Regions from separate parts of the Homo sapiens genome. Here regions 2, 3, 4, 5, 6 and 7 are each linked to region 1. Evidence: chromatin contacts called from ENCODE Hi-C or POLR2A ChIA-PET data. All regions are on one chromosome and are shown on one strand. Each heading gives the region's core, a stretch centred on a gene start or an enhancer-like site at or near the end of the contact. The rest is flanking DNA. Distances are from core to core; before and after follow the strand shown.

Region 1 (3,819 bases), core at 549-3,048:
ATGTATAATTCCAGGGCTGGGCATCGTGGCTCACGCCTGTAATCCCAGCACTTTGGGAGGCCGAGGTGGGTGAATCACGAGGTTAAGAGGTCAAAACCATCCTGGCCAACATGGTGAAACTTCGTCTCTACTAAAAATACAAAAATTAGCTGGGTGTGGTGGCGCACAACTGTAGTCCCAGCTACTCAGGAGGTTGAGGCAGGAGAATCGCTTGAATCCGGGAGGCAGAGATCGCAGTGAGCCAAGATGGCGCCACTGCACTCCAGCCTGGCAACAGAGAGCGATTCCATCTCAAACAAACAAACAAAAAAAAATACACAAAATTCCAGCTCCCTACTTCCTAGCTATGTGTAACTGAGCAAGTTATTCCATCTTTCTGAGCCTCAGTCTCTTCATCTGTGAAAAGGGATAACAGCTGGGCACAGTGGCTCATGCCAGTAATCCCAACACTCTGAGAGGGTGAGGTGGGAGGATCACTTGAGCCTAGAAGGTCTAGGCTTCAGTGAGCTGTCATCGTGCCACGGCAATCCCACCTGGGTGACAGAGCGAGATCCTGTCTCAAAAAAAAAAAAAAAAAAAAAGACAAAAGGGATAATAGTACCAACCTTAGAAGGTGAATTAATGCCTCCAAAATTTTTAGCAGCGCACCTGACAATTAGCAGAGCATTCAATAAATGAGTAAGGCAACCACTACGTGTCTGGCCCTATGCTGTGTTGTTGCCGGGTACAGAGGACACAGTGATGAATCACAAGAAGTGCTGCCCTCCAGAAGTTCCCAGTATGATGGAGGAAGACAGAGAGAGAAAATTACAACATAATGTTACAAAAACTATGACTGAGGTAGGAAAAAAATGTTGCAGGAACATAGAGAAGGGAACCACTCACTTTGCCTGAAGGGGAATCAAGGATGACATCACAAAGGATATGAAGCTAAGAGGATGAGTAGGAGCTAGGCAGGCAAACAAGGAGAAAGGGAAGAAAAAGCATTCCAAGCAAAGGGCACAGGTGGTAAAGGGCGTGTGGTCTTCAGAGGGCACAGTGTGTTCTGGCCTGGCAATGCCCTTTCCTAGTGTTGGCTAGAAACTGGAGAGGTCACAAAAATGAATGCCACCCTAAGGAGTTTGGGGTTAATTTTGAAAATGAGAGAAGGCAGCAGAACTTTAGGAAAGGGAAGCCTGTTGTTTCTGGAAGGTCTTCTCTCTGCGGATGGCTGCCAGGGACAAATGGAAAAAGAAGACGCAGAGACAAGAGAGGGTGAGGAAGCAGCGTTAGCAAGAAAAAGGAATGAAGCCTAAGACTGGGCAAGGAAGTGGAATGGGAACAATCCTGGTGAAGGCCTGAGCGGTGGGTTTGTAGGCGTCGCTCGGCATAATTCAAGGTCAACAGCCTCCCACAACCCGGCTGGTTTCTCAGCGCCCGGAACGCGGCGTTCTTTCCTCAAGCCCCGCCCCTCCTCCTCTCCACTCCCAGCCCCCGGATCTTGGCCTCACTGACAGCCTGTCCTCAGGCCCCGCCCCACCCCCTGGCCCTGAGCTCCGCCCCGCCCCCAGCCCTGGGCCCCGCCCTCACGCCAGGTGCTATCCGGTCGCCGGCACAGGTACGTTTCTCCGATCTCCACCGTGACTTCCGGCTCGCCGCGCGCCGGGGTCGGCGGAGAGACGCGGCCCGGGGATGGGGCGGTCCCCTCAGCGGCCGCATTCTCCCCGGGCCCGGGCTCGCCCTCCCCCGCGACCCCTGAAGTCCCCGCCGCAACCGCCGCAGCAGCTCCCTGTGCCGCCATCGCGGGAAGGGAAGTGACGCCAGAATCGGACGCCACGCAGTTCTTTTGGCTCCGGGTCAGCAGTGCGTGGGGCGGGCTCCTCAAGGTTTGAGGGCGGGGTCTGTGATGTAGCAGGAGCCGATTGGCTTCTGTGGCCGTCCCCGCGGCCCCGCGAGTTGGATGTTGAGTGTGCGGCAGTCTTGGAGCTCCTGGTTTTCCGTGCGGACCTGTGGCTGCAGCCTATGGGTGAGGAGAGGAGACAGACTTACCTCATGCGATGACTCAACTCAACCTTTTTTTAATTTATTTATTTATTTATTTATTTATTTATTTTGAGACGGAATCATGCTCTGTCGCCCAGGCTGGAGTGCAGAGGCGCGATCTCGGCTCACTGCAACCTCCGCCTCCGGGTTCAAGCGATTCCTCTGCCTCAGCCTCCCGGGTAGCTGGGACTGCAGGCGCGCGCCACCACGCCCATCTAATTTTTGTATTTTTAGTAGAGACGGGGTTTCACCATGTTGTCCAGGATAGTCTTGATCTCTTGACCTCGTGATCTGCCAGCCTCAACCTCCCAAAGTGCTGGGATTATAGGCGTGAGCCACCGTGCCCGGCCAGCTGAACCTTTTTAAAGGCCCTGGTACCTGCGGAAGCCAAGATGTGCCAATTTTCAGCGGGCGCTGCCCCCACTTTAACAGGGCAGAGCCAGAGCGGCCGCCCTGGTGGCCTGGAGCCGCACACTCGCGCTGGCCTAATGTCGCTCCCCGCCCCCCCCCCTTTTTTTTTTTTGAGATGGAGTCTCGCTCTGTCGCCCAGGCTGGAGTGCAGTGACGCGATCTCGGCTCACTGCAGCCTCCGCCTCCCGGGTTCAAGCGATTCTCCTGCCTCAGCCTCCTGAATAGCTGGGATTACAATCGCGCGCCACCACGCCCGGCTATTTTTTGTATTTTTAGTAGAGAGAGGGCTTCACCCTGTTGGCCAGGCTGGTCTCGAACTCCTGACCTCAGGTGATCCGCCCGCCTCGGCCTCCCAAAGTGCTAGGGTTACAGGCGTGAGCCACCGTGCCCAGCCAGTGCCCCATTTTTGAAGGTTGAAGAGACTACTTCCCCTATTTGGGATACAGTTGGTGCGGGGAAAGCAGAACGGGTGTGTCCAGGGACAGGCCATAATTCACCCTCACAGGATAAAGTCTAAAGAAAGGACGAGTTGGGCGGGGCGTGGTGGCTCACGCCTGTAATCTCAGCACTTTGAGAGGCCGAGGCGGGCGGAGATCGAGACCATCCTGGCTAACACCGTGAAACTCCGTCTCTACTAAAAATACAAAATTTAGCCGGGCGTGGTGGCACGCACCTGTAGTCCCAGCTACTCGGGAGGCTGAGGCAGGAGAATCGCTTGAACCCGGGAGGCGGAGGTTGCAGTGAGCCGAGATCCCGCCATTGCACTCCAGCCTGGGGACCAAGAGCCAGACTCCATCTCAAAAAAAATAAAAAGGCCGGGTGCGGTGGTTCACGCCTGTAATCCCAGCACTTTGGGAGGCCTAGGCGGGTGGATCACGAGGTCAGAAGATCGAGACTATTCTGGCTAACACGATGAAACTCCGTCTCTACTAAAAAAAAATACAAAACAATTAGCCGGGCGTGGTGGCGGGCCCCTGTAGTCCCAGCTACTCGGGAGGCTGAGGCAGGAGAATGGTGTGAACCCGGGAGGTGGAGCTTGCAGTGAGCTGAGATCACGCCACTGCACTGAGGGTTCTGTGAGAGTCAGTAAAGGTTAAAGCCATTTATATGTGTATGGTCCAACCATACACAATCGGCCCTCCATATCCGCATGTCCCACCTTTGGAGATTGAACGAAGAGCGGGTTGAAAATACAGTGTTGAGGTATGGTGGCTCACACCTGTAATCTCGCACTTCAGGAATCCAAGCAGGAGGATCGCTTCAGGCCAGGAGTTCAAGACCAGCCTGGGCAGCATAGAGACCTCCTTTCTACTAAAAATTTGGGGGAAAAAAAAAATTAGCTGGGCCTCGGGGCCCGCACCTGTAGTCCCACCTACTCAGGAGGCT
Region 2 (3,819 bases), core at 376-2,875, 480 kb after region 1:
AAAACAAACAAACAAACAAAATGCTGCTCACCTCAGAGGACTAGATGGAGAATTTTTTTTTTTTTGAGTCGGAGTTTTGTTCTTGTTGCCCAGGCTGGAGTATAATGGTGCGATCTCAGCTCACTGCAACCTCTGCCTCCCGGGTTCAAGCGATTCTCCTGCCTCAGCCTCCCGAGTAAGTGGGATTACAGGCATGCGTCACCACGCCCGGCTAATTTTGTATTTTTAGTAGAGACGGGGTTTCACAATGTTGGTCGGGCTGGTCTTGAACTCCTCACCTCAGGTGATCCGCCCGCCTCAGACTCCCAGAGTGCTGGGATTACAGGTGTGAACCACCGTGCCCTGCCTGGATGGGGATAGTTTTGTAAACTATAGAGTGCCCCCAATTTTTAGTAAAGTTACAAAGAATTTTCACACATTTTGAGTTTTATGGAGCTAGAATGCACATCACAAATACACCTATTTGAAGTGTACAATTCAATTTTTGTGCTAGCATGAAAATTTTAGTGCACTTTCATGACCACAAAAAGAAACTGCATATTCATTAGCATTCACTCCCCATTCCCCCTAGTCCTTCTTTTTTTCCCTGGGCCATAGCGTCTGGCCAATGAAACGGATTTTTGTGCTAGCGCGGCCACAATCAGTACTAGTACATTTTCATCACCCCAGAAAGAACCTCTGTATTTATTAGCATTCACTCCCCTTTCCCCGAGTCCTTCTATAGATTTGTGTATTCTAGATATTTCATATTTTATAAAACACCTTCACACATTTTTACTTGACTTCCAGGATTTTTCTTTTCTCTCTTTTTTTTTTTTGAGACAGAATTCCGCTCTTGTTGCCCAGGCTGGAGTGCAATGGCGCGATCTCGGCTCACCACAACCTCTGCCTCCCGGGTTAAAGCGATTCTCCTGCCTCAGCCTCCAGAGTAGCTGGGATTACAGGCATGCGCCACTACGCCCGGCTAATTTAGTAGAGACGGGGTTTCTCCATGTTGGTCAGGTTGGTCTCGAAGTGTGATCCGCTCAAAGTGCTGGGATTACAGGCGTGAGCCACCGTGCCCAGTCCAGGAGGATTTTTCTTTGTAAGAACCTTTTACAATGATCTGTGGGGGTCCATCCCTCCTATTTTACAGGAGAAAATAGACGGTTATCTAGGCTTTGTGAGTGCCAAGTTCGCACGCGGCTTTCGACTCCGTGGCTACATTGTCGGGCCGGGATTTCGCGATTTCGAGGAGGGATGCTCGGCCTCCTCCTACTAGCGTGGTTGGGGCCTCGGCCAGGGCCGAGTTCCGCGGGGGAGAGCCCCAGGGTTCTGCCACCGCACCGTTGACCTAGAATGCACGTGGGGACAGCCAAAGGTCCAGTCTCCAGTCTCGGAACCCGCGGGCCCCCGAACACGTCTGCCTGCTTGGTCTTCTTTGAACCCAAGTCCCACCGCCCACCAGGATCCTAATGACGCCGGCCTGGGGAACTCCCACGCACGCGCCGTTCAAACGCCCCGCCCTCCGCGGCCCAATCACCGCACACCTTGTTTGGACGTTCGACCAGAAGCGTCCTATCAGCGAGCGCGATCCTAGAGACTGACCAGGATCCGTGACGCCCGTTCGGGTGGGCAGTGCCAGTGCGCTGAAGGGCAAGCCTCAGGGGAAGCTTGTTCCTTATTTAGTAAGATTAGCTTGACTAAGGGAGCGAAGGGCGTCACACTGCTTTTGGAAACAGGTGGTGAGGCTGGCGTCGCCATGTTTTCTAAGGGACTTTCTCAGGATCAGATCCAAGAGTGGTCCTTTAGGGCTTTTTTTTTTTTTTTTTGAGACGTTGTCTCGCCCTGTCACCCAGGCTGGAGTGCAGTGGCGCGATCTCGGCTCAGTGCAACTTCCGTCTCTCGGGTTCAAGCAATTCTCCTGCCTCAGCCTCCAGGGTAACTGCGATTACAGGCTCCCGCCACCACGCCAGGCTAATTTTTGTATTTTAAGTAGAGACGGGATTTCACCATATTGGCCAGGCTGGTCTTGAACCCCTGACTTCCAGTGATCCGCCAACCTCAGCCTCCCAAAGGGGCTTTTAAATGTAAGGGCCGCGCAGGGGCTCCGGGTAGGGCATGAAAGGTTGGGAGGGGCCCTAGCCATTGTCTTTTTTGTTATTGTTAAGGCTGACTTTTTTTAGGCTGTCGCCCATTCTAGAATGCAGCGGCGTGATCTTGGCTCACTGCAGCCTCGACTTCCCTGGCTCAAGTGATCCTCCCACCTCAGCCTCCCGAGTTGCTGGGACCACAGGTGCCACACCGCGCCCGCTTAATTTTTTTTTCTTTATATATATTTTTTTGTAGTGACGGGGTTTCGAACTCCAGGACTCAACGGAGCCTCCCATCTCAGACTCTGGGTGAGATTATAGGCGTTAACCATGACTCCCTACCCAGTATAAACTCAAACACACCAGGCGCAGCAGCTCACGCCTGTAATCCCAGCACTTTGGGAGGTGAAGGCAGGTGGATCACCTGAAGTCAGGAGTTCGAGACCAGCCTGGCCAACATGGCGAAATCCCGTCTCTACTAACAATAACAAAAATTAGCTGGGCGTGGTGGCAGGCGCCTGTAATACCAGAGATTCAGGAGGCTGAGGCAGGAGAATCGCTTGAACCCAGGAGGTGGAGGTTGCAGCCAGCCAAGATCGTGCCATTGCACTCCAGCTGGGGCAACAAGAGTGAAACTCTGTCTCAAAAAAACAAAAACAAAAGCAAATAAAATATTGCTGGGCGCGGTGGCTCACACCTGTAATCCCAGCAGTTTGGGAGGCCAAGGCGGGCGGATCACTTGAGGTCAGGAGTTTGAAACCAGCCTGGCCAACATGGTAAAAACCTTTTCTCTACTAAAAATACAAAAAAATTAGCCCAGCGTGGCAGTGGATGCCTGTAATCCCAGCTACTTGGGAGGCTGAGACAGGAGAATCCCTTGAACTCGGGAGGTGGAGGTTGCAGTGAGCCGAGATCATGCCATTGCACTCCAGCCCGGGCGACAGAGCGAGACTTTGTCTCAAAAAAAATAAAAAAATAAAAAAACCAAACATTTAAAAAATAAAAAACCAAACGAGGCTGGGCACGGTGGCTCATGCCTCTAATCCCAGCACTTTGGGAGGCTCAGGCAGGCAGATCACTTGAGGCCAGGAGTTGGAGACCAGCCTGGCCAACATGGTGAAACCCTGTTTCTACTAAAAATACAAAAATTAGCTAGGCATGGTCATGGGAGCCTCTAATCCCACAGGCTGAGGCAGAAGAATCGCTTGAACCTGGGAGGTGGAAGTTGCAGTGAACTGAAATTGCGCCACTGTACTCCAGCCTAGGCGACAGAGCGAGACTCCATCTCAAAAAATAAAACAAAACAAAACAAAACAAAAATGAAAAAAAAAAAAAATAGCTGGGCATGGTGGCGGGCGCCTGTGGTCCTAGCTCCTCAGGTGGCTGAGGCGGGAGGATCTCTTGAGCCCAGGAGTTTGAGGCTGTAGTGAGCTGTGATTGCACCATTGCACCCCAGCCTAGTGACACAGTGAGACCCCATGTCCATACACAACAAAAGCAAAAGAGGAATACAAAAATAGCTATATATTTTTAGTGTTTGCATTTAAGAAACTGATGCTTTTAACACAGTAATACATTACAATATAATTATTATACTCACAATATTGTTACAAGAGAAAAATAATACATAAGGCAAGATAATGAGGCCTAGTTCCTAATGAGGGTTTTCTTTCAATTCAGTGTCTCTAGGTCCAGAATACTTGCTTGAGGCTAAAATAAAGGTTTAAATTTTAGAGTTTTGGCTGGG
Region 3 (3,819 bases), core at 798-3,297, 460 kb after region 1:
CATTCTGCCTAAAGAGTTTTAAGGGACAACCTCACCTCTTTTCTTCTCCGCTTATTGGGCCATTTTCGGGCCCGATCCCCAGGGGGCCGGCCAGGCTCTCGATCAGAGCTGTCCCCTGGCTCCCCGGTGGCCCCACTGGAGCCCCCCCTTTTCCGCTTCCCAGAATGCTTCAGCCGATGTTCCAGTCGCTCTGGGGGCTGAAGAGATGCATCCTTCTGTGGAGGAGGAGGTGGGGCTGAGATAGATGGAAAAGGGCAAGCTCCCAACCCCTCTAGGGGTGACCAGGTTGCCGAAGTACCCCTCGGGCCGGGAAACCGGGTCCCCAGAGACGAGCTCTACCTCCTCCCACCCCAGGGCGGGGCAGAGGCCTGGCCAGAGGAGCCGGTTGCTCTGGTTTGGGGTGCCAGCATTCCCCCCTCAACTCCACCCACTAGGGGCACTGCCCCCTCCTTGCTGCCCCTCGGAAACCCCCAAAGTCTCCTAGCCCCATTAGGCCCCACCTGCAAGGCCTCGAGGGTGGCGAAGCTGGCGATGGCGAAGCCATCGATCAAGTCCTCCTCCTCCTCTTCCTCCTCCTCAGGCTCCTCCTCGGCTTCGCCGTCGTCTGCGCCCCCCTCCTCCTCCTCCTCCTCCTCTTCCTCCCCGCGGCTGCCCGAGCCGGCAGGCCGCTTCCGAGCTCGGGGTCGCGGGGGTCGAGGTCTCGGACGGGGCCGCCGGCGTCTCGGGCCCCCAGGCCGCTCTCCAGACGAAGCTGACGACCAAGGCCTGGCGGGCGGCGGCGGCGACGACGAGGACGAGGAGCCGCGCGGGGCGGCCAACAGGGCCCGGGGCGCGTCGCCGCCTGGACCTCGGCGGCGCCGCTGCTCCCGGTCTCGGTCTCGGCGCGAGCAGCGCCGCCGTCGGCGCTCCCCCTCTGCTGCCCAGCCCGGACCCGGGGCCGCGGCCGCTGCCGTCTCCATGGCGACCGCCCTCAGCGCCGCATCCGGAGGCGGCGGGGCCCGAAGCGGCCTGTCCGCAGGCCCGGGGTCGCAGGCGCGGCGCTGGCGGCTGCACAGTGACGAGAGGGCCACGGCTTCTCCTTTAAAGCCGGATCTGCTGGCCCCGAGCTTGCCCCAAGGCCACGGCCCGGGGAGCCGGCGCCGCCCCCGGGGCGACAAGCCCGAGGGCCCCCCCTGCGGGCTCGGCGGGGCCGCGACGGCGAAAACGGGGCGGCCGTCCCTTTAAGGCGAGGCCCCAAGTTGTCCAGCTCCCGGCCCCTTTAAGACGACCCGACAGTGTCCGGCGGCCTAGTGCGGTGGCCACCCCCTGCCAGGGGTCGATGCAAGTCTCCCCGAGGAAGAGGAAGGGCCACCCCTTTAAAAGGGGCCGAAAGCTCGCCCCGAAACGCAGACCTCCCCTTTAAAAGTGTCTCAAGTCCTCCGGCTCAAAGAGGCCACCCCTTTAAGGAGTCCAGGGTCCTTCTAACAGCAGGCCGTCCCTTTAAGGGCTCGGAGTTAGTTTCTAGTCCTCCACAAGCGGCCACTTCCCCTTTAAGTTGAATTTAAAAGACTTCTTGTGTGTGGGGGAGGAGGACGTAAAGAAAAACCCCACTCGCCCCAGTTCTCCCAACGGCACAGTTCTCAATTTGTCAGCGTCTGCTCGGCGGCTTCCCCTTTAAGGCTGGCGTTGCAGTCCGCCGAGTTCAGTGGCCACCCCTTTAAGGAGATTTAAAGGGGCCTCCTCCGGGCCCAGCTCCTCCAGCCTCCGCCTCCGGTCGCCATGAAAGGCGCGAGGCGGGGCGGGGCAGCGAGGCCAGCCCTCCAAAGCCCCGGATGTGAGGCAACGGTGACGGGTACAGCTCCCCTGTCCGCCGACATAAAAGTCTCTTCCTCCTTTCCTCCGTCTCTGTCCGACTTGGGCCTTAGGGGATCCGGAACGGCCGATGGGCAGCGGGGGAGCTCCAGCACAAACTCCTGTTGTCTCCTTTGGAGTCTTAGGGCGCTTCTCCGCCAGGACTTCCCTACCCCTCCTCCCTCTTCCTCCTCAGCCTACGCCTCCTTCCTCTCTCGGCCTCCTCCCACGCTCCGCCCCCTTCCCCTCACCCCCAACGGGCGCAGTCGTTGATAGGCTGGGAGGGCTACGTCAAGGTGAGGGGCGGAGCCAAACCCGAGGGAGTGGGTGCATGTAACCGCCCTCAAATCTTGGATTGGGTTACGTCGGATTGGCTCCGCCCTTCCCCCCAGTCTTGTGACTCGACTGGTTAGAAGTAGGTGTTTGGGGCGGTTACTACAGGGCCCCGCCTCTTCCTGCTGTTTGTTTATTGGCCGGTCTCCTGATGGCGTCGAGGCGAGGGGCGGAGACGCGGGGCCTGAGGCGTTGGGGGCGGTTGGCCGCCGGGGGGCGCGCGGCTGCAAGAGGTTCCGTTCCACAGCCAGTTAAGTCATCGCCGCCTTTCCGCCGCTCGGCGCGGCCCACAGACAGCCTGGCGTCTCGCGCACGCGCGTGGCGGCGCCGCCGTCAGGCTGGCTGCTTGCGAGTCGTTCCGCGGCCCGGGGTGGCCCGAGCGGCCGCGTGCTGTGCCTGCGCCTGCGCCGGCCGCACTAACAGGCAGCCGCGTCCCTTCCAGGCGCGGCTGCTGGCAGCGGTCCCGAGTGCTAGCAATTCGAAAACGCCTTGCACCTGCATGAGCGCTTCTCCGCGTTTGTGACTGCGTTTGGTAATAATTCCATGAAGGAGATGCTGTCAGCCCCATTTTACTGGGACGGAAAGGAATGCGCGCACAGACGGGCTGGTAGTCTCCTAGCCACGTCTATGTCAGCCACTGCCCTGTGATGCCTCTCAGTTATGAAAGATGCACCCCACTGCTCAATGTGACTGGCTTAAAAAAAAAGAGACAGCCATTTCTGGCCTTCGGTTGCCCGGGTTACCGTTTTAAAAGTGGACAGCGCGCTGACATGCCTGCCTTGCTTTCTCGTCCATAAAATGACTAATTCCCTGTCGCAGGGACATGTGCAGGTCAAGCACCTATGACAGTCGTCGTGAGTGCTTCATTATGGCCCATTACTCTTAGCTCTTTGTTTTGTTTTGTTTTTTTGGGGGGGACAGAGTCTGGCTGTGTTCCCTAAGCTGGAGTGCAGTGGTGCGATCTCAGCTCATTACAACCTCTGCCTCTCGGGTTCAAGTGAATTCTCCTGGCTCAGCCTCCTGAGTAGCTGGGATTACAGGTACACACCAAGACACCCAGCTAATATTTGTATTTTTAGTGGAGACGGGGTTTCACCATGTTGGCCAAGCTGGTCTCGAACTCCTAGGCTCCTGTGATCCACCTGCCTCGGCCTCCCAAAGCGCTGGGATTACAGGCGTAAGCCACCGCACCTGGCCTAGCCGTAGCTCTTGAATCCAGCAGCAGGTCCTGGCCTGCATGTTAGCAGGAATTCAGGGCCATCTTGATCTTCAAGGCCTTGACCCACTATAGGCCTTTCAGTCTCCTTGATATAAATGAATTGGGAGAACCCAGACCACGGTCTAGGGTCACAGTATCATCTGGCACTGATTCAGAAGTGTCCCTCCACACAGGAGAATCCTCTAAGCAAGAGAGTATCTCTAGGCCGGGCATGGTGGCTCATGCCTGTAATCCCAGCACTTAGGGAGGCCAAAGCAGGCGGATTTCCTGAGGTCAGATGTTCAAGACCATCCTGGCCAACATGGTGAAGCCCAGTTTCTACTAAAAATACAAAAATTAGCGGGTGTGGTAGCGCACGCCTGTAATCCCAGATACTTGGGAGGCTGAGGCAGGAGAATCGCTTGAATGAGGGAGACAGAGGTTGCAGTGAGCCAAGA
Region 4 (3,819 bases), core at 874-3,373, 420 kb after region 1:
ACCTAGATGTGTTTAAAAGTCATGCTTTTTTTCCTACCCCACACCCTTCCTTGGTATGAGAAAGGAATGAACACTACACACCATCCATAGGCTTATCCTACTCCAGTACTGATAGAAGTTAAACTATTCTTAAAGCGTATGGTATTAGAAGCATGGTGCCACGACCTCCATTTCCAGCCTAGCCTAATTCAACCTTTTTCAGGTAACGAGGCGCTTTTACACTCTTGGAGATAATATTACACTAATGTTAAATGGAATGTGAGTATCCAACAGACCTGATATACTACAGCCCAGCCCCCGAGCACCAAAGATTCTCCAAAACTCTCCACAAATATTCCCCTGCCACATTTCTTCTGCCTCACACTCAACAATCCACAAAGCAGAAGCAGAGAAGGAACTCTTCCCACTTTCAAACCTGTGTCTGTAGGACTGGGAGCTGAGGGTGAGCAGGGGAGGGGCTGCTCTGCATGGTCCCACTCCCAGGCTCCCCCTTGGATGCCTGAAGAATGACTGGGTTGTTATCACCAGTACTGCTGGCCGAGGGGCTGGCGTCCGGCTGCAGGGCATGCTGGGAGCTGGCCTCATTCTGGGCCACCGGCCACCGGGACCCGCCTTCCAGGGCCCGGGGCCCACCAGGGCGTCCCAGCCTCCGCTCAGGTCCACCAGCCTCTGGAGCACCTAAAGTAGGGTTAAAAAAAAAAAAAAAGACAGAAATGCAGTTAAAGGGGATGAAAAAGTATTTTTAAAAAACCAGAAATAACACTGAATAAAGAGAAACACAGAAATTACAGGTTACATTTCTTGAGCACTTACTATGTATAAGATACTTTTAGTACCTGTTTGATGTGTTCTATAATCCTCACACCTACCTTAAAAACCAAGTGCTTTTCACAGCATAACAAATATTGACTTCCTCCTACACACAACGGATATAGCCATGCAGAAAGGATTCCCGACCTAAATGTAGCTTACATTCTAATATAATCTGTTTTGTAAGTTACGAAGTTAAGACCTTATGATTTGCGGAAGGTTACACAGTAAAAAAGTGATAGGAGGGCTTCAATCCACAGTCTGATGCCAAAACCAAGGAAAACCTGCTACTCTTCCTGGTAGAGCCAGGTTGACCACGTTTTCCTCAACCCACAGCCTCAGTTCTGTTGTTGTACTATAATCAAACCCTCTACAGAAAAATCACATGCAAACATTCCCATGCTTCTCTAGAGTGAAAATCCCCAATACGGACCTATAATTGCTTTATCTCAAACATTTCTCCCATTAGCATCAGCACACAAAATGGTAGCAGATCCCTCACCTGTGTGAGCTGAGACCACACCCCCTGTGAAAGTCTGCACTTCCACGGTGCCGCCGTACTGAAGGGAATCACACCTGAAACATCCATCAAAGCGTATTATTTACTCCAGTTTTTTGAGACGTTTAAATATACCCAAATCAGTTAAAAGACTAGAAACAGAAAAACTACAGTAGTAGGAAAATCTCACATTTCAGGGAAATGCAAATCATGTTTTGTGAATTCCGGAGGGACATACGATCCTGCCTGGGGGCAGGAGCAGGAAAGGAGTGAAGAAAGAAAGTTCAAAAATTTTAAGTGTAAAGGCTCCAACCACAGAATGGAAGACAAAAAAAAAATACAGCAAAAAAAAGCTGTCACATCCAGAACCTCAGAAAGGTGCTACCTGCCTGCGGGCCTTTCCAGTGAGGGCTGAACGCAGAAGTGAGAGTGGAACTCCCGGGAAGAGTCAACAAACAGGCTGGTCACAGGAAAATCCGCCCAGGATTCAGGGCAGGGCGCTGTATATCCCATACCTGCGCCTTGAGACACTTCCCCAAATACAAGAACCACAGCAAAAGGAGACTCAGGAGCAGTCAAAAGCGAGAGGCCGCACTGCCAAGAACCACGCGCCGGAAACAGGCAGTGTGAACCCGCAGGAGGCCCGGAAATGCTTCCCCAGTGTTTAAGGAAATTCCTAAACCACAGTGCCGGCTTTGATTCACTCCCTACTCCGCCACACGTTCCCAAGACCCGAGCTCACCAGAAGCCAACAAGCCTTAACTCTTGACTTCAGGTTTCGTGACCATCTCCCTAGCCCTCCCGACGGACTGACCTCGCGTGACCCCTGACCTCTGCCCAAGTTGCCACTAGCCCTGAGATAGCCCCGCCCCCTCCAGACTCCCACCCCACCCAACGTGCGCGCCGGGCGGGGGAGGGGCCCGCGCGTGCGCGGCTGGAGGCGGAGCGAGCCGGCTGCGCGCACGGCCCAGGGGCTCCCGCCAGAACCCGAGCCCACGCACACAAGGGTCGCGGGGCTGGGAAGCTCGTCATCCAAGCCCGTCAGGGAGCCCCCCCATCACCCGACCGCGAAAGGCTGAGAGAAGGGAGGGTTCGTGCCACCAGGTCCTGGTCCCCCGGCTAGATGTGGTGGGCGCGCGCCCCGACTACTCGTCCCACGCCCCCCTTCCTCTTCCCGCGCGCCCCTGAGGGGTGACTGGGTTGGTGGGCGGGCAGGAGCGCACCTGGGTCCGTCCTCTCAGGGCTCGCTCGCTCGCTCGCTCGCTCAGGCACGCGTGCGCAGAAGGGCGGGAAGGGAGAGGAGACACGCCGGGGCCCAGCGCCGGCCGGCCTGACCCCCTCAGTCTGTCTCTATGGGCGCGCGCCGACAGCCTCGCGCACCGGCCCCGGGGCCCCGGCTGAGGGTGCGCGCGCAGCACCCCGGGAAGGTGGGGGGGAGGCGGTGGCGGAAAGATGCGCGCGCAGTCAGCCGTCATGGGAGGGGGAACTGTGGGGCGTTCGCCATCTTGTCTCCCTCTCCTTACCTGCGTCCTCGGGGGCGTGCGCACCACCCCCCCTCCCGCCTAGGAGGGGGGAGGGCCCCCTCTTGGCCACCGCCTTCGCGGCCTTTAAACTCCCCTGGAGACTGCGGCTACTGCCACCGCCTTGCCTCCACTGCCTCTTCGCGCAGCACACAGATGCGGACGGTGGGTGGGAAAAAGGGCAGACGCTACTCCCAGCGAACCGCCGCTGCCGCTCCCGAGGCCTCACCAAAATGGCCGCCGCCGTCTCGGCCGCCACCACCACCACTACCACCACCACTCGCTCGGAATCGCTATCGCCGGCGCGGCCCGTCTTCTCGCGAGAGACAGTAACTGGAGGGTGGGGGAACGGGGAGGCTCGCGTGCTAGCGTAGGGTGCAGCACGGTGCGCAAGGCAGCCTGGGAGGTGTAGTCTCCCAGAGGCTGCGCGCTCGCCCTTCCTCGGAGCGCCTTTACCGTTTGCCCCTAGATCTACCTGGGGCTGCATTGCGGCTGCCAGCTCGGACCACCGCCACCTCCCTTTTTATTTACAGATCACCCAGTAAGCTGCAGCAAGTTAGCAGTGGAACCTGGGCCTCCCGATTCCCATGGCAGCCCACTTCTGTAGCGCTGCTTCGTTTTACGCGAGGATGGTTTCCTGATAGCTTTCAAACACCTTTGCCATCTCTTCGCAAACTTTCTAGATTAAGAATCCCTTTGAGAATCTGATACCTTTACCCCAGAATAGAACAATAAATAACAGCTACCTTCTACTGACACTACTTGGTGCCTTGATTATTTCTTTTAATCCTAACTGCTCCATTTTACAAACGAATTGAGGCTCAGGCGTTAAAACACAGTGACAGATCCTGAAGTCAAGATTCCTAGCCAAGCAGTCTAAGCCACAAGAATGCACTCGCTGTCATAAAATTTTACCACCTAAAGCCCCCGCTAAGAGGCCAGGTTAGGAAGCCCTGATGAAGCTCCCCTTCCTCCATTCAGTTTAGCTCT
Region 5 (3,819 bases), core at 766-3,265, 390 kb before region 1:
AGAGAGACCCCAACTTAAATTTTTGTTAAAAAATTTCCCTTGGCCGGGCACAGTGGCTCATGCCTGTAATCCCAGCACTTTGGGAGGCGAGGCAAGCAGATGAGTTGAGGCCAGGAGTTCAAGACCAGCCTGGCCAACATGGCAAAACCCCGTCTCTACTAAAAATACAAAAATTAGCTGGGTGTGGTGGTGAATGCTTGTAACCCCAGCTACTCCGGAGGGTGAGGCAGGTGAATCACTTGAACCCAGGAGGTGGAGGTTGCAGTAAGCCAAGACTGTGCCACTGCACTCCAGCCTGGGTGACAGAGGGAGACTCCATCTCAAAAAAAAAAGTTTCCCTTGATTCCACTGATTAGCTCAATTCTCCTTCTAAAAGTCCTCATATTAAATAACATGTACCCCTCTACAGCAATTGAAATAGTTCCAACTTTGCATTTATTTGTATGATTTGATCAATATCCTTCCCTAATATAAGTTCCAAAAGACCAAGACCCTTGTTTGTTTTTGCTCACTATCCCAATGAGCACATAGGTAGCAACAGGTATTTGTAGAAGAAACTGGCAAACCATTGGTAAAAAAGAGATAACAAACACGGAGTTAATGACAACTGCACGGTTCAAGCGATTTTCTTGCCTCCGCCTCCCGGATAGCTGGGATTATGGCCACACCACCCCCACGCCCAGCTAATTTTTGTATTTTTAGTAGAGATGGGGTTTCAACATGTTGGCCAGGCTGGTCTTAAACTCCTGACCTCAAGTGATCCACCTGGCTCGACTTCCCAAAGTGCTGGAATTACAGGCGTGAGCCACCACGCCCAGCCCAAGGATCACTTTTGAGGCCAGGAGTTTGAGAGCAGCCTGGGCAACATAGGGAGGCCCTGCCTCTATTTAAATAAATATGTTTTTAAAGTACTTAGTCTTCAAACCTTGTTTTATTTTTGTCCTCTATTCAAACCAGTACCTGAATTTAGACAACATTACAGAAATGTTGTGATTAGGCCATTTGTATTTTGAAACCCGAAATTTAAAGAAAAAAAAAAAGAAAAGAAAAGAAGTGTTCAAGTTTATCTCAGTCAGAGAGAGACTGTGTTTGTGTGAGATAAGGCGAAGTGGGGTAGAAGGGCCTTCCAGGATTAAGTCCACGAGGAAGGTGACGGTTTGGGAGAATCTGAAGTTTCAAATAAGGAGTTGTCGGTTGGGATCAAACTGTGGGGATCCAAGAATGCCAGGCTAAGAAACCAGGATATTTTATTTTCTGATAAAAAGAGGATGCTTTTTTGGCAAATTTCTGCTTCGGAGTGAAGATGCTGCACTAGATGGGAAGGAGAAGAGGAGAAATGGAAAGAAGAAAAGGTGAGTTCCAAGGACAGAAACACTCCCTCTTTGGACTCCCCCCAATTTCATGGACTCTCTCCCGCAAAAAAACACACAAGAACTTCCTGCCTTGTTTCCTTGTTTTGTGACATCATTGCAATCTCTTGATTTTTTTCATCCCTCGGATTCCTTAGCATCCTTCAAAAGTAATGTTCCTGCAGTCTCGCAGAAGGCCGAAGGATGGAGAATTTCTAGTCCAGGCCAGGGACACTCAGAAGAGAGAAAAAAAAAAGAACAAAAAAAGACCCAAGCAGCTTCACAGGGCCTCATCTGGTCCAATTTCTTCTCATGATGCATTCATTCACTCATAAATATCTTTTGAGCACCTACTATGTGTTGGGTAGATCTAGGGATAAAATCAGGGTTAAAAATACAGTCGCTGGTCTCACAGCAAAAAAGGCACCTGAGGCCCAGAGAGGGCCACTGACTTGCCAAAAGTCACAAGCTAAAACTTCTGTGGCCGAACCGCGTCTCGAACACAACTGGCGGAGGCCCACGGCGCCTGCAGCCCAGCTGCAGAATGCTACAAAGCAACGGGGGCCGGTGCCGGGGCGTCCGAAGCAGCGCCGAGGCCGGAGAGAGCGACAGTCAGTTTCCTAACTGCGCGGCGGACGCCGAGGCCGGCGCCTGTTCTTGAAAGATGTCCCTCTGCAGCCGCGGTAGCCCAGCCGGAAGTGCCGCCTGCCACGTCCACCGTGCGGCAGGGGCGGGGCTGGGATCCAAAAGCTCGGCATGGCTGACGACGCGGGTTTGGAGACCCCGCTGTGTTCCGAGCAGTTCGGCTCCGGGGAGGCACGGGGCTGCCGCGCCGCCGCGGACGGGAGCCTGCAGTGGGAGGTCGGGGGCTGGCGCTGGTGGGGGCTCTCCAGGGCCTTCACGGTCAAACCTGAAGGACGAGATGCGGGCGAAGTGGGGGCTTCCGGGGCCCCCTCACCGCCCCTCTCCGGGCTCCAGGCCGTGTTCCTGCCTCAGGGCTTCCCTGATAGCGTCAGCCCGGACTACTTGCCCTACCAGCTGTGGGATTCCGTGCAGGTCAGCTCGGTCGTCTGGGGCAGAGGACAGTGCAGGCCACTCCTCCCTCCCCAATAATGGACGGGTGACTGAGACTCGGAGCCCGGGGGGCGGGGGGTCTGACATGCCTCATACACCAAGAACAAGAACAGATGAAGGCACTTAGACCGCCACGCTCCTACGCCCGCTTCTCACCCTACTTGTTTTCTTCTCCAGGCGTTTGCTTCCAGCCTCTCCGGCTCCCTAGCCACCCAGGCAGTCTTGCTGGGCATAGGGGTGGGGAACGCAAAAGCCACTGTTTCAGCTGCCACGGCCACCTGGCTCGTGAAAGGTGAGCTGCACCCCTGGAGCCTCACGTATTGCTGCTTTCAGCCCTGCTTTCGCTGGGCTCTTATGTGTATATATGTATGGACTCGTGCCCCATTAGGTAGAATTCAGGCAGGTCTCCCCAGTGATTAGAGTGGTGCTTTGTAACCCAGTCTTACTTCCCACATCTGGAAGACCCTCATCCCACTCACCAGCCTAGCAGCCGCACTCCATTCCCCACACAGACTTCTGAGTCTCAATCATCTGGATCCCAAATCCCGTCCCCTCCCCTTTATCCCTATTCTCTTTGTGGAAGATTGCATAAGAATGCAATTGATGGAATAAAACTGCCAGCTGCCCAGGATAGGGGAAATTGGTGAGCTCCAGAAAAAAAAGATATAGTTGGTCCTGAGAAGGAGAGAGGAGAGCCTGGAAAGAATGGAAGGTATTGTGTATGCTCTGGGATACCAGATGATGCTGTAAATAATAGAGTGACTATCTGCTGAATATGTACAGCTTTTAAAAAATTGTTTAAGGAAAAAAAATACAGTTTGGTACCATGCCACCCAGAGAGGGAAATAGAACAGAAAAGGGAAATTGTTACATGTTCTACACGAGGAGGCCCCATGGCTTTTGCCACTGTCCTTTGTCTTTCACTACTGCTCGCAGGGGATATTTATTAGGCTGGTGCAAAAGTAATTGCGGGGTTTCTTTGTCGTTATTGCCATTAAAGGTAATGGAAAACCCGCAATTACATTTGAGCCAACCTAATAGATCTAAGGAAAAGCGCTTTCCATTCGTAGCATCAGTCTGGCCACATCCCTTGTGAGCCTCTCTGGATTTTTTTGAGAAAACAGGAGCTTCCTGTTTACACCTTTACCATTAAGACTGAGAAAACTGGGCCGGGCACGGTGGCTCACGCCTTTAATCCTCGTACTTTGGGAGGCTGAGGCATCCTGGGCAACATAGGGAGACCCCCATCTCTATTTTTTTTTTTCCAGACTCGTAGTCTCACTGTCACCCAGGCTGGGATGCAGGAGTGCAGTGGCACAATCTCAGCTCACTGCAGCCTCCTCCTCCCGGGTTCAAGCGATTCTCCTGCCTCAGCTTCCCAAGTAGCTGGGATTAC
Region 6 (3,819 bases), core at 826-3,325, 370 kb after region 1:
TTCCTTGCTCAGGCTATCACCAACTCCATATGACCCTACACATTCCTCAGACTAAGGAGCAAATCCCTCCAGGATCCAGCCTCAAATCCTGTTTCTTATCCTGGTTCCCTGGCTGCCCTTCGCAGAGCCTTACTGTTATGCTCTCTGGGGCCTCCTTGGCCTCACATAACTCACTTGGGAATTCGGCCACCCACATCTAGTTAAATCAAGGGATGTAAACTATTGATCCACAGGCCAAACACAGCCCTCAGATGTGTTACGTTTTGGCCGGTGCAATTTTTTTTTTATTTTTTTACACAAATCTGAATTCATACATCATAGGTGGGGCAAAACCCTCCACCTTCCACAACACTTCCTACTCTCTTACTCTTGGCCACTTCACAGTTTCAATTTCCTGCGCAACCACTAAGGGCATCTGAGTTTGAGGCCATGTTTTAATTATGACCCAGCTTTAATGAGCCTCTTTGAGAATCTGATGAAAGCTGGAGACATCTACCACACGCATACATTTTTGCGATTTTAAAGACCCCCCCCTGAACTCCTACTCATACCTCAAGACCCAGCCCAAAGGTGACTCCTCCTGAGAAGGTGTGCTTTTCTGGAATCCCATAGCACTTGATACAGACCTCTACCTATCTAGCCTGATGCCTTTTTAACGTTCACGTGCCAATTTCAGTCACTTCGGGTGGAGTACCTCCAGGGCATACGCATCTTTTCTGCCCTCCCCGTGTTGAGCTTTGTGTTGAAGGCATAAATGAATGAATCCGTGAAAAAATGGGGTTGACCCAAGGTAAGAGTCTAGTCACTAGGTGTTCTCCACTGATCACTGATTCTTCCCATTTAGAACTATTCAGTCAACCAGGCGCGGTGGCTCACGCCTGTAATCCCAGCACTTTGGGAGGCTGAGGCGGGCAGATCACGAGATCAGGAGTTCAAGACCAGCGTGGCCAATATGGTGAAACGCCCGCCTCTACTAAAAATATAAATTAGCCGGCGTGGTGGCGCGCGCCTGTAATCCCAGCTACTCGGGAGGCTGAGGCAGGAGAATCACTTGAACCCAGGAGGCAGAGGTTGTAGTGAGCCGAGATCGCGCCACTGCATTCCGGCCTGGGCGACAGAGCGAGACTCCGTCTCAAAAACAAACAAACAAACAAACAAAACCAACTATCCAGTCTTCTCCTGAGAAAACCTGAACTTGAAAGACACACACACACACACAGACACACACACCACCACCACCAGCACCACCAGCACCAGCACCACCACCACCGAAAGACACACACACACACACACACCACCACCAGCACCACCACCAGCACCACCACCAGCACCACCACCACCAGCACCACCACCAGCACCAGCACCACCACCACCAGCACCAGCACCACCAGCAGCAGCAGCAGCAGCAGCACCACCACCACCACCACCACCACCACCACCACCACCACCACCACCACCACCACCACCACCACCACCACCACCACCACCACCACCACCACCCGCGAACTCTCCAGCCTTCAAACGGAAGCGGGAATGCTGGGGCTCGACCTCTTTGGACCTCCGTTTCCCTGGCCGCGGCCTTACCTGCCGATGACGTCCTTAGGGTCGTACTTCTGGTAAAACTCTTTGGCGGCGGCCCAGTCGGGCAGCTCATCCTCCGGCCCCACGTCCAGCGTCATCCTGAAGGAGGCGGGGGCCTGCGCGGAGGAGGAGGGCAGTGAGGGCAGGGAGGCCCACAGGCTCTGAGACGACCCGCATGGCGGCTCCCGGGGGCGCAGCCCTTGCAGCTGGGGCGCCAGGGTCCTGGGGGGTGGGGGGGGGTGGGGGAAGGACCCGGACTGGGGAGACCCCGCAGAAGAGCCTGGGGGCGGGAGGATGGCAGGGCAGGGAGGGGAGTGGGGAGATGTGCCCAGGAGGCAGGGGGAAGGGGCGCAAGGGCAGGCGGCTGTTGCCGCGCAGGCGCATTCGGGCGGGCGCAGGAAGGGGACGGGGGTCTAGCGCAGGCTCACCTGAGGGGGCAGGCAGAGGAGCCAGGGTCGACGCGAGCTGCGCTGTCGCCGGGTTTGCCTGCAGTCGCTCACCTTAACCCCCGGCGGCGGGCGACAACCCAAGGCTCCGCCTCCATCCTGCCCGCCAATGGTCAGCGCCGCCCGAAGACTGAGGCTCAGAAGCCCTTCCAATTGGAAACCGGCCGCCCAATTGGGGCTGGGGCGTGAGTCGGCGCTCGGCTGGACCTAAGGCTGCAACGCGACGCCGGGGCGCGGCTTCAGACGCGGCCAATCACCGAGTGGCATCTGCGGGACAGCAGAGGGCGGAGCTTGTTGTCACGTGGGCTTGGAGGCCTGGAATGGGACCCGGAAGTTGGGTTTACTGGGAAACGTGATCTCTGGGTGGCGGGGAAGCAGGACCTTCCCGCGCCTCTAGTTCCCAGACTTGAGCAGGGTTCCCTCGGTCTCCTCCAAGCATCCCTAACTGAATTCAGCATTTTCTCTTTTTTCAGACAGGGTCTCGCTCTGTAGCCCACGCTGAGGCTGCAGTGTAGTGGCGCGATCATAGCTCACTGCAGCCTTGAACTTCGGGGCTCAAGCGATCCTCCCGCCTCAGCCTCCCAAAATGCTGGGATTACAGGCTTGAGCCACAACGCCCAGCAAGCTCTTTTCAATATTAGCAGCCTGGCCCAAAGCGCCTGTCCTGAGTACACTCCAGCCCTTAAAACATTTGGACACACGCAGCTTGGACTCCAGCTTGGCCTCTTAGTTCGGACTTAAAATGCCAGAGGAAGCCTTTTCTGTGTCCGCTTCAACTCCTCCTAAATACATCCAAAGCCCTAGCGTTTACTATCTGGGATTTACACACTTTCTCAATCTTCCACCCTCTCCCAAAAGCCTTGTATCACACTCTGTTCTAAACCCACCAGGTTGTTAGATTCTGCCAGGAGTGACTCAGTGCATAGCTCAAACCTGGCATTCACTAACAAATTTTTATGACCGTCTAAGACCTAGGAACTAGACTGAGAGCAATGAAACAACACACACACCCCTACCCTGTGGAGGTTATGTTCCAGCCAAAGAGGAAAAGAATTAACTTATCTCCCTACAGCTATCTTAGAAATGACACTTTGGGATTACAATTATGAGGGAAGAAAAATGAATTCAGGTAACTTTTTATAGAGTACTATGACTCTATACCATCAATCTAAAGGCAAAATTGCAAAAAATCTTGAACTTTACTTAGATTTGTTGTTTGGTAATATAACAGGATAATAATTCTGAAGCTGAGTAATCAATATATTGATGTGACTGGAAGCCAAGGTTCTTAACTGTGGGAATCTGGAATCTGGAATCTGGAATGGGGAAAGTGGAGAAAGAACCCTATGATTGACTGGAATTTTTAAAAAGATTTTTAAAAGATGTAAAGTAGATAACATTAACTATTTACTGGCTCTTACCTCTGCTTTCAGAATGCCCTAAGCAGTAACTTCCCAGTAGAACGCCTAGTGTCTAGATGCTGATTTCTCAATAACAGTACCCAATAAAAGGAACTAAGTCTTTTCAGGAGAAATGGCCAATTTCTAGGCTTCAGCAGGGAAAGTACAAGGTGAGTCTGGAGTGATTTGTGCCAGACATTACTAATGAGCGGGGCTTATCACAAGGACACAGGAACCAGATTGAAAGGGTTTCCATAGGTCAATATCGGGGATAAAAATAATAATGAAGAGCATGAGGGAACTTGCTGATGTGCTGCAAATGTTATATTCCTATAGGTGGTGAGTGACTGACTACACAGGTTTATTTACGTTAAAACATTCGTCGGCTAGGC
Region 7 (3,819 bases), core at 722-3,221, 270 kb after region 1:
ACTAGCTGGAATGCTACTGCAGGCCATGGGTTGCTGGCATCCCACTTCCCAAGGCAAGGAGCTCAGCAGGGAGCTCAAGCCCAGGGTGTGATTAAATAAATCCCCAAATCCATCTCCACAGGTCTGTCTCCTGGGATCACTCCCAGTGCCACTTATTATATCAGTTAAGGTTCAATCAAAAGGCAGAAGCCACAATGGGAGTTTAACATAAGGAATTATTGATAGGGGATTGGAATGATAGGGAATTGGTTAATGAGAGCTAAAGACAATTCTAAAGAATACAGAGAGCCTGGGCAATATAGTAAGACCTCATCTCTACAAAAAATAAAGATAAATTTTAAGCCGGGCGCAGTGGCTCATGCCTGTAATCCCAGAACTTTGGGAGGCCTAGGTGGGCGGATCACGAGGTCAGGAGATCGAGACCATCCTGGCTAACACAGTGAAACCCCGTCTCTACTAAAAATACAAAAAAATTTAGCCGGGCGTGTTGGTGGGCGCCTGTAGTCCCAGCTACTCGGGAGGCTGAAGCAGGAGAATCTCTTAAACCCAGAAGGCGGAGCTTGCAGTGAGCTGAGATCGCGCCACTGCACTCCAGCCTGGGCCACAGAGTGAGACTCCATCTCCAAAAAATAAATAAATAAATAAATAAATAAATAAATAAATAAATTTTAAAATTAGCCAGGCATGGTGGTGCAAACCTGTGGTCCCAGCTACTGAGGAGGCTGAGGCTGAAGGATCTTTCTTTTTTTTTTTTTTTGAGATGGAGTCTCGCTCTGTTGCCCAGGCTGGAGTGCAGTGGCGTGATCTCAGCTCAGCTCACTACAACCTCTGCCTCCCGGGTTCAAGCAATTCTCCTGCCTCAGCCTCCGGAGTAGCTGGGACTACAGGCACCTGCCACCATGCACAGCTAATTTTTGTATTGTTAGTAGAGACGGGGTTTCACCACGTTGGCCAGGCTGGTCTCGATCTCCTGATCTTGTGATCCGCCTGTCTCGGCCTCCCAAAGTGCTGGGATTATAGGCATGAGCCACTGCGCCCAGCTGAAGGATCTCTTGAGCCCAGGAGTTTGAGGCTGCAGTGAGCTGTGATTGCACCACTGTACTCCAGCCTGGGCAACAGAGTGCTGTCTCAATAAAAAGAAAAAAAAAAAAAGAATGCAGAAATACAGAGGTGGCAGATATAAAGATCAGCTACTATCCCCGGGGCTGAGATACAGTATCCAATGAAGAATCTTCTCCCACAAGGGCTGAGATCCAGATGTCATTTGAAAGGCATGGCAGAGAAGCCACTGACATGCCTCACCAAATGAGACCTCCTAGAAATCTGCCCTCTGGGGTATCAGGTGAAGCTGCTATTCCACCAAGCACTGTTGGAACCAAGAACTGTAGGAAACTCACTCTGCAGGAGCCCATTGCTGGAAAGAGCTTTGCCAGTGCAAGGATCAAGCACTGTAGAGAGTCAGGCTATTAGAGGAGTCAAGCACGAGAGCATGCAGACTCAGCGAGAGCCCAGTGCCTGAGGAAGCTCTACCCATACAGGAACCAAGTGGCAGAGAAAGCCATGCTTTCTACCTGTTAGATAAAGTGCGCTTGGTGAGAGCACAGTGCTGGAGAAAGCTAGACTGCTACAGAAGCCAAGTACTGGAGAAGCGTGCTCTGCCAGAGTTCAGTGCTAGAGAAAGCCAATAAAGGTCAGGACCAGTGGTGGGTGTGCAAAAACTATCCAAGTGCCAGGAGCCACTCACAGCAAAGGCGGCATGTGGTATGGGATTTGTGGTGTCCATATTGGGGGAGGGAACGTGGTAAAGTGTTGCAAACTGGGGTCTTTGAGCCTCCCAAGGACTTTTCACTCTGGACATGCATCTAGGGCAGAGAACCACTGGGATCTGCCCCTGAAAAACTGCAGCAAGAGCAAGAAAAATGAAACCTCAACAGGACCAGAACCAGGAAGAGCTTCCCCTTCTTCTTGCAATGTCCCACCAGCGCCCTCTACTGACAAAGCATAACATCATGTTCTTTGCAAGGAGAAATGTATTAGAAGTCCAGCCCGTTATCTTAGAGCAGGTACTGGAGGGTGACATTTAGAGCTGAGACAACTGATTGAAAACTGACATAGTGCCAGAATCCCCACATAGGCTCTCTGACTCATAGACTGAAGGTCAATATGACAGGAAGGCCTAAGTGAAAGCCCCTGGAACTTCCCCTCCCTACAGAGAAAAGAAGCCAGTAGAAATACCACATTCCTGAGGGAAGCACAGAGATTAATGCCACCATCAAAAAATTAAAAGAAGCAAGGGTGATGACACCTATCACATGCTCATTTAACCCACCAGTGTGGCCTGTGCAGAAGTCAGATGGATCTCGGAGAATGACTGTGGACTATCATAAACTTTATCAGATGGTGACTCCAATTGTAGCTGCTGTTCCCAGATACAGTATCTTTCTTGGAGCAAATTAGTATTTGTAAGGCTGCTAGTTTGTTTGTTTTTTCCCTTTTTTTTTTTTTTTTTTTTTTTTTTGAGACGGAGTCTCACTCTGTCACCAGGCTGGAGTGCATTGGTGCCATCTGGGCTCACTGCAACCCCTGCCCCCTGGGTTCAAGCAGTTCTCCTGCCTCAGCCTCCCGAGTAGCTGGGACTACAGGTGCGCACCACCACGCCCAGCTAATTTTGGTATTTTTAGTAGAGACGGAGTTTCACCATGTTGGCCAGGATGGTCTTGATCTCTTGACCTTGTGATCCGCCTGCCTCGGCCTCCCAAAGTGCTGGGATTATAGGCATGAGCCACCACGCCCGGACTTTTTTTTTTTTTTTTTTTTTTTTTTTTGAGGCAGAGTCTCGCTTTGTCGCCAAAGCTGGAGTGCAATGGTGCGATCTCAGCTCACTGCAACCTCTGCCTCCCGGGTTTAAGAGATTCTCCTGCCAAGCAGCATCCCAAGTAGCTGGGATTACAGGCATGTGCCACAATGCCTGGCTATTCTTTGTATTTTTAGTAGAGATGAGGTTTCACCATATTGGCCAGGCTGGTCTCCAACTCCTGACCTCAAGTGATCCACCCACCTCAGCCTCCCAAAATCCTGGAATTACAGGCATGACCCACAGTGCCCGGTCTATGCTGCTAGTTTTGAGCAGGGACTGGAGCGAGAGAAGGCTCTGCAGCAAGTCCAGGCTGCATTACATCACATGCTGGTCTACTGTGTGGTGCTTGAGATCCAGCAGATCCGGTAACGCTCAGTGTCCATGGCAAACATGGCAAACACCAATAGAAGAATCCACTCCTTCACACCAACTTTTTTTTTTTGTTTTTTGAGTCAGGGTCTCACTCTGTCACCGAGACTGGAGTGCAGTGGCATGATCACAGCTCACTGCAGCCTCAACCTCCCAGGCCCAAGTGACCCTCCTACCTCAGCCTCCCAAGTAGCTGGGACTACAGGCATGTGCCACTACGCCTAGCTAACTTTTTCATTTTTAGTAGAGACAAGGTCTCACTATGTTGCCCAGGCTGGTCTCAAACTCCTGGTCTCAAGTGATCCTCCTGCCTCAGCCTCCCAAAGTGCTGGGATTACTGGCATGAGTCACGGCACCCAGCCCAACACCAACTCTTGCTACATTGTCTTCCTCTCCCTCCATTAGTGTCTATGACCTCCTGGAGTATCTCTCATTCTACAGAAGAGTCTGCAAAATCTGCTGTCATGGCCTCGCAGTGGCCGGAATTTTGACTAGTATGTTTGATTGTTTGCTATGTCTGGAATGAGAAATAGCCAGAAGTACAGACCTATACTAACGCATGGGCAGTTGCTCATGATTTGGCTGGATGGCCA

What was found. Hi-C counts contacts between places; a loop is a spot of excess contacts on that map. ChIA-PET counts read pairs that join two places held with the same protein, here RNA polymerase II (POLR2A). Pooled maps may share reads with other maps.
Region 2: a loop to region 1 is called in a pooled map, with 8 times the contacts of the local background. The contact joins the enhancer-like site here to the promoter of KAT8 in region 1. A Hi-C loop is called at or near these places in 3 of 50 pooled maps. POLR2A ChIA-PET finds 5 or more read pairs at or near these places in 2 of 52 experiments (IMR-90 and activated T-cell).
Region 3: a loop to region 1 is called in a map with no recorded cell type, with 17 times the contacts of the local background. The contact joins the promoter of FBRS here to the promoter of KAT8 in region 1. A Hi-C loop is called at or near these places in 1 of 37 single-sample maps with no recorded cell type and 11 of 50 pooled maps. POLR2A ChIA-PET finds 5 or more read pairs at or near these places in 5 of 52 experiments (B cell, CD4-positive, alpha-beta T cell, H1 and 2 more).
Region 4: a loop to region 1 is called in a map with no recorded cell type, with 11 times the contacts of the local background. The contact joins the promoter of SRCAP here to the promoter of KAT8 in region 1. A Hi-C loop is called at or near these places in 2 of 37 single-sample maps with no recorded cell type and 10 of 50 pooled maps. POLR2A ChIA-PET finds 5 or more read pairs at or near these places in 1 of 52 experiments (naive thymus-derived CD4-positive, alpha-beta T cell).
Region 5: a loop to region 1 is called in a map of CD4-positive, alpha-beta T cell, with 4 times the contacts of the local background. The contact joins the promoter of RUSF1-DT here to the promoter of KAT8 in region 1. A Hi-C loop is called at or near these places in 2 of 168 maps with a recorded cell type or tissue (CD4-positive, alpha-beta T cell and naive thymus-derived CD4-positive, alpha-beta T cell), 1 of 37 single-sample maps with no recorded cell type and 11 of 50 pooled maps. POLR2A ChIA-PET finds 5 or more read pairs at or near these places in 5 of 52 experiments (CD4-positive, alpha-beta T cell, CD4-positive, alpha-beta memory T cell, H1 and 2 more).
Region 6: a map with no recorded cell type shows a loop between it and region 1 (10-fold over the local background). The contact joins the promoter of PHKG2 here to the promoter of KAT8 in region 1. A Hi-C loop is called at or near these places in 1 of 37 single-sample maps with no recorded cell type and 6 of 50 pooled maps. POLR2A ChIA-PET finds 5 or more read pairs at or near these places in 4 of 52 experiments (HepG2, OCI-LY7, PC-9 and 1 more).
Region 7: a loop to region 1 is called in a pooled map, with 7 times the contacts of the local background. The contact joins the enhancer-like site here to the promoter of KAT8 in region 1. A Hi-C loop is called at or near these places in 5 of 50 pooled maps. POLR2A ChIA-PET finds 5 or more read pairs at or near these places in 5 of 52 experiments (T-cell, activated B cell, activated CD8-positive, alpha-beta memory T cell and 1 more).

The regions. Positions count from the first base shown.
Region 1 is chr16:31,115,643-31,119,461 of GRCh38, reverse strand. It overlaps KAT8 (lysine acetyltransferase 8), which reads right to left and starts at 1,798. Exons shown (of 11, transcript NM_032188.3): 1 at 1,570-1,798. The coding sequence starts at 1,780. It also overlaps a transcript of BCKDK not described here. RefSeq lists an enhancer at 1,215-1,334 and silencers at 1,505-1,854, 1,754-1,980.
Region 2 is chr16:30,632,162-30,635,980 of GRCh38, reverse strand. No RefSeq gene overlaps it. Among named protein-coding and RNA genes, the nearest start is that of PRR14, 17 kb to the left of the region's middle. RefSeq lists enhancers at 613-1,563, 1,564-2,515. Within about 2 kb of position 1,625, at least 38 of the 41 ENCODE cell types and tissues checked have a DNase peak (open chromatin) inside an H3K27ac peak, as active enhancers do.
Region 3 is chr16:30,656,659-30,660,477 of GRCh38, reverse strand. It overlaps FBRS (fibrosin), which reads right to left and starts at 2,047. Exons shown (of 18, transcript NM_001105079.3): 1 at 501-2,047; 2 at 36-215. The coding sequence starts at 959. RefSeq lists silencers at 862-911, 982-1,211, 2,032-2,211, 2,262-2,341, 2,372-2,631 and an enhancer at 1,332-1,781.
Region 4 is chr16:30,697,475-30,701,293 of GRCh38, reverse strand. SRCAP (Snf2 related CREBBP activator protein) reads right to left here and starts at 2,123. Exons shown (of 34, transcript NM_006662.3): 1 at 2,052-2,123; 2 at 1,313-1,386; 3 at 416-678. The coding sequence starts at 469. It overlaps LOC730183 (a long non-coding RNA gene), which reads left to right and starts at 2,234. Exons shown (of 2, transcript NR_144637.2): 1 at 2,234-2,413; 2 at 3,363-3,587. RefSeq lists silencers at 2,103-2,332, 2,473-2,882 and enhancers at 2,052-2,346, 3,003-3,192, 3,223-3,312.
Region 5 is chr16:31,506,660-31,510,478 of GRCh38, reverse strand. It overlaps RUSF1-DT (RUSF1 divergent transcript), which reads right to left and starts at 2,015. Exons shown (of 2, transcript NR_186401.1): 1 at 1,443-2,015; 2 at 913-1,306. RUSF1 (RUS family member 1) reads left to right here and starts at 2,088. Exons shown (of 13, transcript NM_022744.4): 1 at 2,088-2,405; 2 at 2,601-2,715. The coding sequence starts at 2,106. RefSeq lists enhancers at 1,538-2,107, 1,672-2,386, 2,387-3,102 and silencers at 2,208-2,257, 2,318-2,377.
Region 6 is chr16:30,746,681-30,750,499 of GRCh38, reverse strand. PHKG2 (phosphorylase kinase catalytic subunit gamma 2) reads right to left here and starts at 2,075. Exons shown (of 10, transcript NM_000294.3): 1 at 2,010-2,075; 2 at 1,585-1,697. The coding sequence starts at 1,679. RefSeq lists silencers at 1,849-1,988, 2,029-2,328.
Region 7 is chr16:30,843,048-30,846,866 of GRCh38, reverse strand. It overlaps a transcript of BCL7C not described here. Among named protein-coding and RNA genes, the nearest start is that of MIR4519, 30 kb to the left of the region's middle. RefSeq lists enhancers at 2,017-2,116, 2,157-2,246. Within about 2 kb of position 1,971, at least 9 of the 41 ENCODE cell types and tissues checked have a DNase peak (open chromatin) inside an H3K27ac peak, as active enhancers do.